Regions from separate parts of the Homo sapiens genome. Here region 2 is linked to region 1. A link is a loop called in an ENCODE intact Hi-C map of the cell type or tissue named here. Cell type or tissue: GM12878. All regions are shown on one strand. Links, peaks and the distances in the headings refer to the core of each region. The heading gives the core; the rest is flanking DNA.

Region 1 (5,384 bases), core at 142-5,141:
GAGCAGAAGAACTGAAGGGCAGTCAGCTACAGGATCTCACAACAGTGTCTTTACACTCATTGTCTATCCCATCCTACTCTGCAAACCGTACCCTCACTAGCTGCTCTGGGATTAAATTGTCCACTGCAGGGGCCATAATAATTTCCTTGGGAGAATCTGGCCTAAAGACAGCTGCTTTGGAAAAGATTTTTCTTTCACATCCTGGAGGAAAATATGCCTGAAGGGAGACTAGAGTTGAACTATTTGCCATCAATGATGATGACTAATTGATAACTCTGTAATCCTTTTAAAAAATAGGTTTTAGGTGATTAAATGCAAACAGAGTAGTCTTAATTTCATTTCTTTTAAAATCTTATCTCTTTACAACTTTCATATATACACACAGTTTCCCTGTTACCATCCTAGTGTGAAAAAGTTATTTTAGCAGATATTTAAGTCAATCAACTTGATGTACTGGGCATAAAATTATATTTTTTGCTGTTATTCTTCCAGGAGTCTAGAAATTTCTCACTTTTTAGCTCATTCTGATTGAGAACCAAGGATTATGAAATTTCCTTTATTCTTACCAATACTCAATTCATCCATAAACACACAGCAAAGAGACACACATATCACACAAAATATTCAATGTTACCACACATCAAAAGATCAAAACATAAAAACAAATCTCTAACAAACTGATAGGTTGGTGAGAAATATGAAGTGAAAGTCATCTTTTTTTTTTAGATGATATTACCTCCTAGTATGAGGCAAGACATTCAGAGAATGACCATTGATGAATTCTTTGTCATTGGTACTGGCTTTGCTTATTTGGAGACCCGCTGAGAGATGCCTTTGAGATCTGGCGCTTGTGAGGGAATTCTCATCCTGAAACTTTTCACCTCTACGTTAAATATGTACAAAGTAACATTTTCAAAAGTATTTTTTCAATTCAGTTTACAAAGTTAAGATTTTCCTGCTTTAGTATTGGGTTTAGAGACTGCCAAGACTTACCTATTGCTGTTACCTACTTAATTCTACTGTCTTTCCTCTTTGTACATACGGCAATATGTGTTTCTACAGGTGGATTCATACTCCCAGTTATGTGAGGCAGTAGGAACGCTGACAGCTGCCCAGAGCCGCTGTGATGGTGGAAGGTGAGGTGCAGTGCCTGACTGCCTCAAATTCTCAGGCTTTGAGTCTTGCATTACATCTAGTGATATCCAGTGTCCTATTCAACAAGGTCTATTTCTGATGCTCTTTATGTCTTCCTGCAGATCCTAGTTTTCATCTAGTATCATTTTCCCTCAGATTGAAGAACTCTTTTAGCATTTTTTTTATAGTGAAGATTTTCTGGCAATGAATCTTCATGGTTTCCTTTTATCTGCAAACTGTATTTTGCCTTCATTCTTGAAGTGTATTTGTACATTTTTTTTTTCGGTCAGCCCCTAAAAATACCACTGTCTTCTGGCCTCAATTATTTCTCTTTTGATATTATCCTGCAAGTACCTGAGGTTCTGTTTTTGCTAAAACTTTTTTTCTCTATTTTTGGATAAATTCTAATGACCTATCTTCAAGTTAACTGATGATTTCCTCTGTAATCTCCACTTTGCTAAGTTCATACATTTTTAAATTTCAGATTTTGTATTTTTAGTTTCAGAAGTTCTGTTTTCAAGAATAGTTTCTATTTCTCTGTGAGATTTCTTGTCTTTTTAGTCATTATTAGCATATTTTCTTTTATGTATTTGAGCATAGTTACAATAGTTGCTTTACAAATCCTCATCTGCTAATTCCAGTATCTGGGTTATCTTGGGGTCAGGTCTCCATTGATCACCTTTTCTCTTAAAAATAGGTCACGTCATGCACATGTCAGATAGTTTTGGATTGCGTCCTGGATATTGTGAGTATTATGTTTCAGAGACTCTAGATGCTATTATAGTCTTCCAAAGAGTATTGATTTTTTTTTTGTTTGCTGGAGAAGACAATTAATTTGCTTCTACTCATACAGCAAACTTTGTGTCTTGGGGACATCTCAAGTCTCCATTCAGCTTTGGATCCTAAGTCAGCTGTTTGTAGTCAGCCCTATACTTGCATGGCTTAGGATTTAACTAGAGACCCAGGGAGGGGTTTTTATAGAAAACTTGGATCTTCTCCCTCTGAGTCTCTTTTTTCTAAGACTCTTTGCTCACCTTATAGTGGCTATAGTTGCCCTGAACTCTGTCTCATGGTTCTTCAGGCCAGAAAAACTGCAGATTTTCTAACAGATTTTAGGTACTTCATGCCACCTGACTTTGGCTTGTCCTTGGGCCAGAAGCCTCAAAAACGGAAATTTGCTTTATACCTTTCCTCTCTTTTAAATGTCAGCTACCCTTCAGAATATGTCTGTCTTTGTTCACCCTCTAGTGGCTTCAAGTAGTTACTTTTTGTATTTTGTACAGAGTTTATATTTGTTATCTGCAGGAGGGTTAGCCTGGTGGGAGCTTACTAAGCCATACTGGAAGCTGAGTTCCTCCTGCCTAGTTTTTGTGTTAATTTCTGTGGAGTTTTGGTGTGTTACCAAAGAGGCCATGAAGGTCATTTGATGCCAACCCTCCAGTGAATTCCTTATTGGGTTCTCTCTGCTCCATTGGCTGTACCTTTCTGCAGATGGATGGGGTGTGGCCTGTCTGCACAAAAGCTACTGGTGGGTGGGCTCTGCCAGCTGTCATAGGAAGACATAGTCACATTCATTCACTGCTGACTTTTAAAATATCTCTATCTACATTCTGACTCCTCCACCCCTCAACATTTTTTTTTTTTTTTTTTTTTTTTGCAGCTGGACATTTTTGTTTTTCTTTCTCTCTCTTAATTATGACTTAATTCTTAAGACTTGGGCAAACACTTCCAGTATCATAAGGGGCTTGCTGCCTGGTGGGGCAGCCTGTGCCCCACTGTGATACTTTATTCACCCTTCAGCCAGACTTCATCCTCCTTACCAGAGGCATTGCCATGGCAACCTCCCTCCTCTGGGCAATAAGTATGGGTGGCAAAGTCCTACATGCTTAATATGTTTGATATTTTACCTTTTAAAACATTCTTTGGGGAAATTCAAGTTGGCCTGTCGAACAAAATAAATAAGCTTTTCATTGTCAACAAGGGCTAAGGGCGGCAGCTTTGATAACAGGGAAAGCTTGGACTGGTCAAAAACTCGAAACCAGAGTGAGCAGGTCACATCTAGTTCCACTTGAGATGAGAAAGGAATGGGAAACCTCTCAGTGCTGATGGAAACTGACTCAGATCCCAGATGCTGCTGGGGAAGCTCTAGCCTAAGATGGCTGCTGGGATGAAGTGAGCCCTGGTCCACACCCAACCTTGTAATGTTTGTGTAGCTGCCACCACTGGAGGGAACAGGTATTTCTCCTACGGACAGTCCACCTTGGGAGTGCTGGGGCTTTCCTTTCCCTTCTGGGTGGCATCACACCAGAGTCCTCTTTAGCCTGGAAGCCCTTAAGAGTGCACATACATCACAGAACCCACTGAGAGCTTTGCAGAGGCTGAGGTACTGGGTAGCCCAATGTCCTCCCCCATCTCTGCCATCTGTCTATGCACTAGTTACAGAGACAGGCTCTTATTGGGCATTATTTAAAATTTGAGTGTTAAAAATTAAAAATTTACAATAAATTAAGTATTACGCTTCTTGGCTTCATTGGCAAATATTTTTTTCTTTAAACTAGATTTATATGAGTTTCTCCCTATCTTTCTTTATTTTTCTCATTTGTGTTTTTCTTCTTCCTTTTCTGTCTCTCTCTCTCCCTTTTTTTCTTCCTTCCATTTAAAAAAATGTAGTTATGAATTTATTTTGCCCATTTAATGGGATTTTCTATGGCATATTGGAAACAAAGTGAGGTGTGGAGTCAGACAAACCTGGTTGGAATCCACGCTTTTCTATTTATTAGCTATGTAGACTTGGCATAGCTGTCCCGGTTTGTTCAGGCTGAGTGGTTTTCTGGAACACAGGACTTTCAGTGCTGAACCTGGGACAGTCCTGGACAAACTGGGATGGTTGGTCACCTTACTTGGACAAGATACTTAGCCTCCCTGAGCCTTGGTTTCTTCACCTGTGAGCTGGGGATAATAATACCTGTCTCATGGGGGCTATTTTGAGGGTTGGAAATAGTGTAAGAAAAGGGCCTGAAACTATGTCTGTGACATTGTAGATTCTCGATAATGATAATGATAATGACAGCAATATTAACATTAATAATCATCTGTATTTTTTAATGGCTCAGAGAGATTTTTTTCTGCCATAAATGCTTTTCTCTTTTTTCCTAATGTCTTTTCAAGGAGAAAAAGTTTATTTTGTTTTCTTCATTTTTACGTAAGCCTGGGTATTATGGTTTGAATGTTTGTCCCCTCCAAAACTCATGTTGAAACCTAATTCCCAATGTGGAAATAATGAGGAGTGGGGCCTTTAAGAGGTGATTGGGTCATGAGAACTTCACTCTCATGAATAGATTAATCCATTCATAGATTAAGAGATCAGTGAGTTAATGGATTAGTGGGTTATCACAGAAGTGGTACTGGTAGCTTTATAAGAAGAAGAAGAGAGACTTGAGCTAGCACATTTAGCTCCCTCACCACATGATGCCCTGAACTCCTTTGGGACTCTGCAGAGATCCCTCCCCATCAGCAAGAAGGGCCTCACCAGATGCAGCCCCTTGACCCTGGACTTCCCAGCCTTCAGAATTGTAAAAAATATATTTCATTTCTTTATAAATTACCCAGTTTCAGGTATTCTGTGATAAGAAACAGAAAATGACTAAGTAACTGGGTTTCTGAAGCTTTGCTGTGTCCAACTAAAAAACAATAGCTGCTGAATTTTCCCTGATGTCTAACATCTCTGAGTAGAATCCAGTGATAACACATGGTTGAGATTATCTTTTAGAAACCTTGAAAAATTCATCAAGGACCCAAAAGTCTTCTTTAGAGATAGGCTGCTCTGTGCATAGCTCATACAGAGCCCCTTCCTTATCAGATGCAGGTCTGATGAGTTCCAGGTGTTAAATATCTGGGGACTCAGGGTCTGTTCTGGACATTTCCCCACACAGGTGGATCTGGTTGGCTCAGACCACCTGCCAACATTAGGCCACCCATCCTGAAGCAAGCCCATCCTGCTCTTTCTGGATGGCCCTTCTAGTCAGGAAAAGGAGTTGGATACTGAGAAGGCCAGTGGTTGGGAGGAGATGAGGTCTGTGTGTTCTTGTGGAGCAAGCAAGAGGCTAACCTGGTATGGACTCTCGTCTTTGTTCTGGCTCCCCTGATATGCCTGTGCAAAGGCCTTGAGCATGTCATTTCTCCTTTCTGGTCCTTGTTCACAACAGAGGTATGGGCCTCGGCTTTCCTGTCTTCAGAGGTGAGTAAATGGT
Region 2 (5,384 bases), core at 279-5,278, 710 kb after region 1:
CTCAGTTTCTGCAGAAAGCATGAATAAAAGCTGCTCTGTGAGCATTGCTAGAAGTATGTCCTTTTTATAAAGTGGTTTAGTCTTGAATTTTATCAAACCTATCACTGGGGTATGGCATCAGATTTGCATTTTTGTGTAATATATGAAAGATTTTTTTCCCAAAAAATATTCTTAAGGTTCCAAGGTTTAGTGGTATATCAGTGATAAAATGTTCAAGTCTCATATACCCACAAATGAGAATGATGATGGAATAATATCCCATCTAGTCACTCATTTAACTAAGATTCACCAAGTACCTAATGTGTATGAGAGCCTCTGCTAATTACTAGGAGAAATGAACCAGACCAGCCACTGCCCTCAGCGGTTCACTGTCTACTCAGAAATAAAAAAGAATGCAATAGTCTTGTGTTAGGGCATGGAAGTGGCTGTACCTGCCATCCATGGTTTTGTTTGCCCAGAACACAGTCTTCCTGCTTCTGGAAAATATTCTACTCTAAACTATACAGTTACCAGGGGAGCAGCTGTCATACATATTCCACCTTTGTGTCAGTTAGATTTGATGTATAACAGAACACCCAAAAGTTAGAGGCTTAAAAAAACAACCATTTATGTGCTTATGAGTTGGCTTTTTGGTCTGAACTTATCTATGTGGTTCTTCTGATCTCAACTGAATATACTGATGGCACTGATGACTCACTAGGCAGCTCTGCTTCTTGTGATTGGTTGGTTGTCAATTGGGGTAACAAGGATGACTGAGCCACATATCTCTCATTATCACACAGGCTAGCCCAGACTTGTTCACATGGTGGTGGCAGGTTTCTGAGAAAGAGTGGAATTGTGCATGATCTTTTGAGACCGAGGCTTGAAACTGGTACCACGTCACTCCTGCTGCATTCTTTTGACACTCAATCAAGGACTAAGTCCACCCTAGATTCAAGTGGTGGGGAAGTAGACTCTACCTCTTGATAGAAGGAGGTACAAAGTCACAAGGTGGGAAAGATCATGGTCACCTCTGCAATCTCCCTCCCTGGCCAGATTGGAGGGTATGTGCTCAGACTTGGCCAATCCTAGTACCTTTGATGCCTCTGTATCCCCCAACCACGGCTCGCTTTCTTGGCTCAGGAATAGACATCTGATAACTACTAGATTAATCAGGTATCTTCTTGCTCAGGACTTTTCCCTTTGGGGTCAGAGAGCCCAGGTATCAGTTTGTCTCTGGTGGGGAAAATATGAAACTAGAGCTATCGGCAATGTGTTTGTCCATCTCACAACTCTACCTTTGATGTGGAAAAATCCTTACCATCAGCTGCTGCTATGGTCTGAATGTTTGTGTGTTCCCCCAAAATGTATAGGTTGAAATCCTAATTCCCAAGTCGACTGGGGCCTTTGGGGAGGTGACTAGGTCATGGGGGTGGAGCCCTCATAAACAGGATTACAACCCTTTAAAAGAAGCCCCAGAGAGCTGCTTTGACCCTTCTACTACAGGAGGACACAGCAAGAAGGCACTATCTATGAACCAGGAAGAGGGCACTCATCAGACTTGGAATGTGCTAGTCTTGATCTTGAACTCTACAGCCCCCAGAACTATGAGTAATAAATTTCTGTTGTTCATAAGGTACTCTCTCTATGATATTTTATTATAGCAGCCCAAACAGACAAAGATAGTTAGAAAGAAGGAACTCAACATTTGCAAAGAAGCAGAGGCAAAAAAAAGAGAATTTTAAGGATATGCCAATTCTCTGGTTAGATTCCTTGAGACCTAGCTGCCTATGCCTTTTCTATGATTACCAAGCCTTGTAATCAGTTGACTTTCTGAGCCAAGCTAGGTTCTGCCACTAAGAGAAGACAGAGACAGCCACATGGAAAAGAAGAGTGAGCCAGGGAGAGTACAGTGTTCGGACAAGTGAAGATGTCCACGGAAGGAAATTTCAAAACAAGGAAGAGCAAAAGCAAACAGAGATGAGTAAATGATAACCATGTCTAAAGCATATGAATGACTTTGCTGAAGGCTAGGTTTTAGAGGAGGACGAGAAAAAGATGAGACAGAAAAAGCAGTTGGATCAGAATCTGCAGAGTCTTAATGATATAATAAAGAATTTGAACTTTGTTTTATACTTGGTAGGAGATTTTGAACAGGGAATGTCACAGTTGAAGGAGAGTTTGAGGAGGATCAATCTTGTGATGGTTGGCATAATGGATTTTAAGAACAGAAAATGAATTTGGGGATAAAGCCTGCAACAATGATGCCTTGAATTGGGGCTGAAGAAAAGGGGAGGAAGAAATAAACAAGGGGTATGCAAGAGGGAAAGAAAAAAAAGCCAGGAATTGGAAACAAACTGAACCTATAGACAGTGGATAGCGACATGAACAGCCAAGAAGGCTTGCCATACAGCGTTGGATCAAAGATGGGGGATGTTTACAACAGCAGAATAATTTATACGATACATTCAGCAGGAGCACAGAAAAGAGGTTGGGGCTGCAAGAGTTATCAATCAGTTACCAAATATCAATGGAGGACCTCCTATGTGTTCCACAGTGAAAGGTACCAGGAACACCACCAATGCACATAAATGTCTTCTGGACTTGCATTCTAATAAGGACTGTTGAAGTGCTGGGAGCAAAAGAGATCTACAAAAGAGGTGTCCTTCTAAACTCACAAACACAGCATATCATATGGGGAGGGGATGCGGTTTTGATCCTGCATAAGTGATTGAGAAAGAGAACTTGGAATTAATTGGCCCAAGCCTCCTCCCCACAAACCTGGGTGCTTTCCACTGGTTAATCCCCTCTCACCTGCCCAGCATCTCGCTTTCCTTTCACTTCCCCCAAGCAATTCATTTATGGCTCCTGTTTTCCACACAATTGGAGAAAATTCAACATTTGTACTTGTCAACTCAGTAGCCATATTCAAATCACTATCAGAAGACAGAGTTACAAAAATCTTTAATACCTCCAACCAGACCAATGATAGCAGCATGAAGGAAATCCTTTGGTGAGGAGGGAAGAACACGATTCACCAAGATTGAGAACCGAGTGCTGCCTCTTAACAAGACTTGTGTCAGCACTCCGAACTCAGGGATGGAGCAGATTCCTAAAGCAACTGGAAGCCAACTGGGGGATATCTGCATGGGAGAGGCTGGGAGGCAGGTGGGGGAACCAAAGGCAACATGGGCCAGGCAGAAATGGAATTCTTTGCTTTCAGGTCCCTTTTGTCTACCTATTTTCATCTTTACAGAACAGTCCCTTCCCTGTCCTTCCCAATTCCCCATTTTCTTTTCTTTTTTCCTTTCTTTAAATGCAGTCTAATCCCGAGTGTGAACTGATGTAGTTTGTGTGTTAGGGGGAAAAAAATCTCTCTCTTTTTCTGCCTTTTTTTTTTTCCTTCTTCTTCCCCTGGCCCAGTTCATTATTTTTCTTTCTTGTCACTCAGTGTGATAGGTTGAACAGAAGTGCACAGATGAGCACTGAAAACGGTGTCACAAGGCCTTAATCTAGTCTTTAATGCCTGACTTCAGAGATGTCATTTATCTTCTAACTGCAGCAGGCATCCACCAACTTTATCTCTAATAATATATTGATGGATTAAAAGGGTCGGGCAGGAGACCGGGCTGGAAAAATTGCTTATTGACATCAAAATACAGTGCCCTCAACCTGATAAACATGGAGGGCTCGTGTATCTCCCAGAATAGTTGGCGTAGCTATAATTTTTTTTCTAACATGTTTCCCCCAGGTTCATGGGGTGGTCCAGTAAAATAAACAAATACTAAACATTATTTCTATGCTGACATGGCCAAGGAACACGCGAGATATTTTAGGAACACATTTTTAATGTCAGATTTATAAATATACCTCCCTTATTTATGACATGTTATAGCATATTCTGTGACAACTTGAAACAGGCACCTATAGTCTTGGCAGCATTCAAATATTCTCCATGCAGTTTGTTGGAGCAAAAGCTGCCAGTAGCACCTGATTATGCATTTGGATGGTCGTTGGTAAAGCAAGGCTATTTCAGCAGAGAGATGAGGCCAGTAATCTCAGAATGTAAATGAAGAGAGCCTTTGGAAAGGTTTCCTTTGTTTATTGTTCTCTTCATTTTATTGTTTGGTTGGCAGCAGCATGTTTCAAATCACGGTCTGCTTTCCCTACACAGGCTGTGTCTACACAAGTCACTTTTAGAATAAACCAAAAAATAATCATAGACTTCTAACTCCTACTTAGTGGGTAATTCTTAAATTGACTATTTTCAAAATTACCTGTTGTTGAACTGAATTTTGTCTATTTTTTTTTTCACCCTATGAATTAGTTGACATGTGAAGGTACTCTCCCAGGGAATTATTGTTGTTAATTTTGTAATCATCAATGTTGTTGACTTTCACCTGATTTTCAAATGAAAGTTACTTCTTCAGTTCAATTTGCTTGTTTGGAAAGCAAGCTCTAAAAATGTCTTTCTCAGTACTAAGAGTGGGAAGGTGACCTATTTTAGCTTCCTAAAAAATTCCTTCGTAATTTTATATTTTTTCCTGAGTACAAAGGTAAGATCATAAAGGTTGTCTGGCCGACTTGCTTCTAAAGAAATTCACAGAAACTACACATTATTCCAGCATTTTGTTAATTTAGTAGGAAACATTATTCTGTTGTACCCTTGCTGATGATGACAGCACCTTATTCAGTACCATCAAAGACAGGATCCTGGACATCAGTGTCCAGAGCCTAGAGGTGCCTACAGAGAAAATCTCTCCACAGTCAGCTCCTGAATGTTCAGGCACACCTGAAGCCAAGCTAACTGCTGTCTACTCACTGCTGCTGTGCTGCCCGGCACAAGGGACTGAACCTCTCTTGCAGCAGTTTCCCCACCTGTAAAATGGAGATAAAAGTTGTAGCTATTTCATAGGGCAGTTGTGAGGTTTAAATGTGTTCATATATTAAAAGTGGTTACAGTAGTGTCTAGTACATGGTGAATACTCAGTAAACCTTATCTATTACTATTATCGTCATCTTTAAACTTATTATTGGGCTTGTAATGACATCTCATCCCAAAGGAAGAATGACTTAAGATATAGCCAGAAAAGGAGGGTGTCTACTAGAACAAAACATGTTAAGAAGAGGGGAGAAAAAAAGCTGGAGCCAAGGAAAATGCCAAAATGAAACAACCCAAAAGCTGGCAAAAATCCTAAAGAAGTCATTAGCTGTAGGGTAGCAAAGCTCTTGTCAACAGACAAGAAGAAAAGAAGCACTAATATGTACATATTCTAAACCAGGCATCAGAGTCCTCTGACCTCTTCCTGTAAGGATTCCTGGCCAAATTGTGGAATATATTGGGGGAAAGGGGATTTGTTGCATAAAATCCTGCTACTAAAGTGCGAGTTTTTAAAGTGACAGAT

What was found. A loop is a pair of places that touch in the nucleus more often than their neighbours do. Peaks named below come from ENCODE experiments on the same cell type or tissue, not always from the same donor. Only the 100,000 strongest peaks of a DNase experiment are listed, where the experiment ranks them.
Region 2: it touches region 1 in a loop (2.9-fold over the local background); 1 of 110 quality-filtered maps calls a loop at or near these places.

The regions. Positions count from the first base shown.
Region 1 is chr3:138,036,825-138,042,208 of GRCh38, reverse strand. No RefSeq gene overlaps it. Among named protein-coding and RNA genes, the nearest start is that of CLDN18, 29 kb to the right of the region's middle. In GM12878, for the core only: a CTCF peak has its summit at 2,363 (motif pointing left); no DNase peak of the experiment used is centred there; H3K27ac peaks cover 616 bases.
Region 2 is chr3:137,327,886-137,333,269 of GRCh38, reverse strand. No RefSeq gene overlaps it. Among named protein-coding and RNA genes, the nearest start is that of IL20RB-AS1, 350 kb to the right of the region's middle. RefSeq lists enhancers at 723-872, 423-1,622, 2,811-2,860, 2,841-4,568. In GM12878, for the core only: no CTCF peak of the experiment used is centred there; DNase peaks (open chromatin) are centred at 759 and 2,879; H3K27ac peaks cover 1,193 bases.